Linked DNA regions of Mus musculus: region 1 is linked to region 2. A link is a contact called in ENCODE POLR2A ChIA-PET data. All regions are on one chromosome and are shown on one strand. Each heading gives the region's core, a stretch centred on a gene start or an enhancer-like site at or near the end of the contact. The rest is flanking DNA. Distances are from core to core; before and after follow the strand shown.

What was found. ChIA-PET counts read pairs that join two places held with the same protein, here RNA polymerase II (POLR2A).
Region 1: POLR2A ChIA-PET joins it to region 2 with 12 read pairs in embryonic stem cell. The contact joins the enhancer-like site here to the promoter of Ppp1r15a in region 2. POLR2A ChIA-PET finds 5 or more read pairs at or near these places in 3 of 5 experiments (Patski and embryonic stem cell).

Annotation. Positions count from the first base shown.
Region 1 is chr7:45,642,946-45,645,645 of GRCm38, reverse strand. It overlaps Mamstr (MEF2 activating motif and SAP domain containing transcriptional regulator), which reads right to left. Exons shown (of 10, transcript NM_172418.2): 6 at 2,322-2,409; 7 at 1,955-2,149; 8 at 1,218-1,442; 9 at 1,073-1,127; 10 at 1-940. The coding sequence ends at 657. Among named protein-coding and RNA genes, the nearest start is that of Mamstr, 4.3 kb to the right of the region's middle. Within about 2 kb of position 1,390, at least 1 of the 3 ENCODE cell types and tissues checked has a DNase peak (open chromatin) inside an H3K27ac peak, as active enhancers do.
Region 2 is chr7:45,524,789-45,527,624 of GRCm38, reverse strand. It overlaps Ppp1r15a (protein phosphatase 1, regulatory subunit 15A), which reads left to right and starts at 1,357. Exons shown (of 3, transcript NM_008654.2): 1 at 1,357-1,630; 2 at 2,234-2,836. The coding sequence starts at 2,243. It also overlaps a transcript of Plekha4 not described here.

The sequences.
Region 1 (2,700 bases), core at 141-2,640, 120 kb before region 2:
ATCTATCTTCCCACCTCATGGCTCTGGGAAGCCCTTCAATAAGACATGAGAACTGGGTATAATGGCTCATGTCTGTAATCTCAGCACCCAGGAGGATGAAGCAGGAGGATTGTAACAAGTTTGAGGCCAGCTTGGCACTACATAGCAACACTTGCTCTCAAAAACAAAACAAAACAAAACAAAACAAAACCCCAAGAAAGCTAGATAAAATCACAGCTCTGAGGTGGGGGTGGGGCCATAAGTTCAAGGTCATAGGGAGTTTGTAGTCACCTCTCACTAGTAGCTTCTGGTCCTCTCACCTCTAACTAGAACTTGGGGGCCCACGGGGTGGGGGTGGGGGGCGGTCCTTCTACTCTTACCTGGTCCTTTCCTGACCTCAAACAGCACAAAGTTTCACATCCCCAGATGACAGGCAGCCACACAACCTGCAGGTCTCTGAGGGAGGCAGCAAGCTTGTATGCACTGGCCAGTAGCAAATGAACCCCCCAACCCCAACCACTGGGCCTGGGAGGGGCCATACAGAGGCCCCATAGGCAGGTCCAGGCACATAAGATATCAGCAGCAGCGGTGAGTCAGGAGGGGACGAGGGCATCAGTACTCTGTAGTTGGAGGGTCCCTGTGGATGCAGATGACCTCTCCTTAGACCCAAGGGTCTGTCACCAAGGATCTGGCAGCAGTTCCCAGAGCAGACTGCCACTGGGATCAGATAGGTCCGCAGAGAAGATGCTGGGGCCGGGAGGCCCAGAGCCCAGTGGTGGACCCCCACTCAAGGCCTCCAGCCAGTCCAAGGAATCAGTGAGGGCCCTTGGAGAAGGGGACAGGGAGCTTGTGGGGGACGGTAGTGAAGAAGAGAAGACGGAAGAGAAGCCTTCCGAGTCCGGGGAGGGAGACAGCAGGTCAAATGAGCCAGGGAAGTCCAAGGGCACGGGAGGCAGCAGGTCTGCAGGAGGAGTGTGAGCTTTAGGGGGATGGATTCTGCTCACTGCGCTGTTTCCAACCCACTTCTCCTTCGACGAGACCCTGGAGTTCCCAAGTTCAGTTCCTCCCCTAAATGTGGGAGCTAATCGCCTACCATCTGGCTCCACTTGGTCTTCCAGGATGTCATCGATGTTGCGGTTTGGAAGCAGCTGTGGATGAGCACACACCACGTGACCCTAGATCCTGCTTAGGTCTACCGCCCAATCCCCGAGCACTCCCAGCCCCTCATCCCTTTCCACCTGCGCCCTACGGATCGCTTCCTGCAGCTCCTCCTCCAGAGTCAGGCTAGCTGGAGGTGTCGGGAAAGGAGCTGGAGCTGGAGCTGGAACTGGAGCTGGAGTCGGAGTCGGAGCCAAAGCTGGAGAGGGAGTGGGAGCAGGAACAGAAGCCGGAGCGGGAGCTGCTCCCAGGGGATCCGTAGCTCCAGAAAACTTCAGCCTACGATTTGTCGCGCTTGCCTTCACCTAGAACCAGGAAAGGTGGGAGTTCAATATGCCCGGCACACCAAGCCTGACCCGGCCCTTCCTTGGCTTTACCCAATTCTTTCAAAACAAAACTATTTACTGGGTGTGCGTGAGCGCGCGTGTATGTATGTATGTATGTATGTATGTATGTATTATGTATGTATGTATGTGTGTGCACACATCAGAGGATAACTTTCAGAGTCATCTTATCTTTCATCTCATCTTGTGGCTGTACCTCCAGTAAGCTTGCTGCAAGCGCTCCTACTACACAAATAAGATTACAGCCCCCGCCCCTATCCTGTCATTGGTTTTTCTCCCTTAAACCACGCCCTCCCTGTATTCTCAACTACATCCTCAGACCAACCAATGATTGGCCACACCCTCAAGCTTTTGGTTGAGACCCGCCCCTTAGGTGCAAATCAGACCTCCTTTCCAACATTTCATTGGCTAATTTTCCCGATTTCTCTTTCTCTTCTCTTTATTGGTCCATGTGTACACAGCCCCGCCCTCACCGTGCTGGGTAGCCGAGTAGTTCCCAGCGCCTTGGGCTTGAGGCGGGGCCAGGGAGCAGCGGCCTCTTTGTCCTCTCGCCTGGGCTTCGGCCGTTCTCTGGGCGGGGTGCCACCACGCATGCGCTCCAGGAGCATCGCTTTGGTCCCGGACACCGGGAGTCCCCGCAGGCGCAGCTGCTGCCTAAGCTCTGAGACCTGAGTATGGGTTTGGGAGAGAAGGTGCTGAGCTCTGGGGAGGGATGACTAGGAAATCAAGAGGAGGAACCACAATCCAGACCGACTTTCCTAGGGCAGAGGCCTTGAGTTTGCGGGGTCTGGTGCCAGCCCTGAAGAGGGCCAGCCCTGGGACACTGCACACTAAACTCACCGTCAGCTCTTCCAGTTTAAGGGTCTGAAGTTCCAGCTTGTGTGAAGGGGGCGAGGGACTGGAGACTCCTGCTGAGGAAGGCTTCATCCTAGCGACAGGCATGAGGGGACGGAGTAAAGGACAGGGAGAAAGGTACTTAGGGACCTTAAAACGGGCCTCGGAAAAGCCAGGAAAATGAGGAATTCCGGACTTCCCGTGGAGCAAACACGGGGTGATTTTGTGGGTGTGGAAGATAGGAAAATGGGGTGTCTCTGCAGATCACGGGGAGCATGCACGGCCGGGGTCCCGGGGGAGGAGGTTCCAGGTCAAGCTTCTCTTCTTTGCACTGTAGGTTTGAGGGAGGAGAATGGGGCTTGAGTTTCTGGTCCCCTGGAGAAGG
Region 2 (2,836 bases), core at 108-2,607:
GAGATGGCTCAGCGGTTAAGAACACTCACTGCTCTTCCAGAGGGCCTGAGTTCAATTCCCAGCAACCACATGGTGGCTCACAACCATCTGTAATGGGATCTGATGCCCTCTTCTGGTGTGTCTGAAGACAGCTACTGTGTACTCATGTACAGAAAATAAATAAAAAAATTTAAAAAAAAAAAAAAAAAAAAAAAAAAAAAGATTAAAAGAAAATCTTGGTTTTTGTCTTTTTTTTTTTTTTTTTTGCCTGTGAGGTGTGAGATAGCAGCCACTGTTCTGGCGGGGGGTGGGGGGGGTGTTGGTTTTTTGTTTTTGTTTTGTTTTTTCGAGACTGGGTTTTTCTGTATAGCCCTGGCTGTCCTGGAACTCACTTTGTAGATCAGGCTGGCCTCGAACTCAGAAATCCACCTGCCTCTGCCTCCTGAGTGCTGGGATCAAAGGCGTGCGCCACGCCTGGCTGTCACTGTTCTCTGAGCCATCTCACCAGCCTTTAATCCGGGAATCAGGAGGCCGAGGCAATCGGATCTCAGTGAGCTCTAGGCTAGCCTAGTCTACAAAGTTGTGTTCCAGGACAACCAGAAACTAGTCTTGGAAAAACAAACAAAGGCTGGAGAGATGGCTCAGTGGTTAAGAACACTGGCTGCTCTTCCAGAGGTCCTGTGTTCAATTCTCAGTAACCACAAGGTGGCTCACAACCATCTGTAATGGGATCTTATGACCTGTTCTAGCACGTAGGTAAACAAGCAGACAGACCACTCCTACATTTAAAAAAAATACATAAATAAAATTTAAAAACATTGGGTGTTTTGTCTTCTAATAAAAATCCATTGCTAACAGGGGAGTGGTGGCTGGGACCTTTAATCCCAACATTTAGAAGGTAGAGGCTGGTGGATCATTGAGTTTGAAGCCAGCCTGATCTACCAGCCTGATCAGCCACGGATACTCAGAAAAATCCTGTTTCGAACCCCCCCCACTCTCCAAAAAAAAAAAAAAAAAAAAAAAAAAGTCACTCTTGCTTGGAGAAAAAAGGTCGGAAGTCTTGGTGTACGCCCTTAATCCTAGCACTCTGGAGACAGTAGCAGGAGGATTACAGAGATGGAAACCAGTCCCAGCCTCTCAAATAAAGAAAATAAAAGGAAAGGGAAATGGCACGGTACGTGACTGCCAGATAAGGTTCGCGTACTTGCTCGGAAATTACGTGAGATCGACGGCTCTCTCGATTGAGCCTAGGGCACGCCTGAGAAGCTGCGGTGACCTCACAGAGCGCGGAGTCTCCGCGAGAAGTTCAGTGTTGTTTTCCTCTTTCCACCTTTCCCAGGGACTTCCGAGACCCCGCCTCTCCGGTGACGTCAGCACAGCGCCGCGTCAGGGTATAAAAGCCGCGTGGACGATGTTGGCGCAGATTGAGTCAGCTCTGAGTTTGTGGAAGATTACATGCGATATCCCGCGCGACCCCGCATCCCTTTGCCGGCCGGGACAGCCTTTGCTACAGCCTGTGAAACATTGCGTCCCCGAGCCCCACGCCTGAGGGCGACATGAACCCGCTGGCTTCGCGAGCAGTCCGGACCCACGATCGCTTTTGGCAACCAGAACCGGCGCTTCAGCCCCCGGGGTGACGTGCAGCCCGCCGGTGAGTGGGGGATGGGGCGGCCTTTGAGGGAGGACTCTCTGGCGAGGAGACTGGAGAGAGTTGTGGAATCTGAGGGGGCAAGCTGGAGGGCGATTCCAGGTTTGGGGAAAAGGCACAGAAGCCCAGATGGCTTATTTGGTCTGAGAGAGGAGAGCCCACGTCTACACTCTTCGTTTAAAGGGAAAGGGGCCGGGAGGCTCGACCGGCAATATCTGTATAGCGCCAAATAAAGGGAAGGACCCCAGGAGGAATAACCAGGGTCCGAGGGGTAGGCAGAGGGAGGTTTTAGGGGCATGAACACAAGCTTGAGGAACGAAAGGTCACTAAAAAGCCAGACTCTTACAGGTCTGAGAAGGGCTGGCCAGGAACTGTGACTGGGGCTAAGGGAAGGGTTTAAGAGTGTGGGCTCTTGGTTCTAAGGATGTAGAGCTTGGGTGTTGAGAGAGATTAACCAAGTGGCAGAGTTGGGTGTGAGCAATGTTATTTGGAATTCGAGGCAGGCATTCACGTGTTGCTGCTGTGACTATTTGTTACCATGACTCAGTGCTGTGACCCGAGACTGTTTCCCAGAGCGACTTCTAAACAAATTTCCCCCCTTTCTAGCCCAGACACATGGCCCCGAGCCCAAGACCCCAGCATGTCCTGCACTGGAGGGACGCCCACAACTTCTATCTCCTGTCCCCACTGATGGGCTTGCTCAGTCGGGCCTGGAGCCGCCTGAGGGGCCCAGAAGTCCCAGAGGCATGGCTGGCAAAAACAGTAACAGGAGCAGATCAGATAGAAGCTGCGGCTCTGCTGACACCTACCCCTGTCTCTGGTAACCTCCTCCCTCATGGGGAGACTGAAGAAAGTGGATCTCCTGAACAGAGTCAAGCAGCCCAGAGGCTCTGCCTTGTGGAAGCTGAAAGTTCCCCTCCTGAAACTTGGGGACTTTCAAATGTTGATGAGTACAATGCAAAGCCAGGACAAGATGACCTTAGAGAGAAGGAAATGGAACGCACAGCTGGCAAGGCCACACTACAGCCCGCTGGCCTGCAAGGGGCTGATAAGAGGCTTGGGGAGGTGGTGGCTAGAGAAGAGGGAGTGGCTGAGCCCGCTTATCCCACATCACAGCTGGAGGGTGGTCCAGCTGAGAATGAAGAGGATGGAGAAACAGTGAAGACTTACCAAGCTTCTGCTGCTTCCATAGCTCCGGGATACAAACCC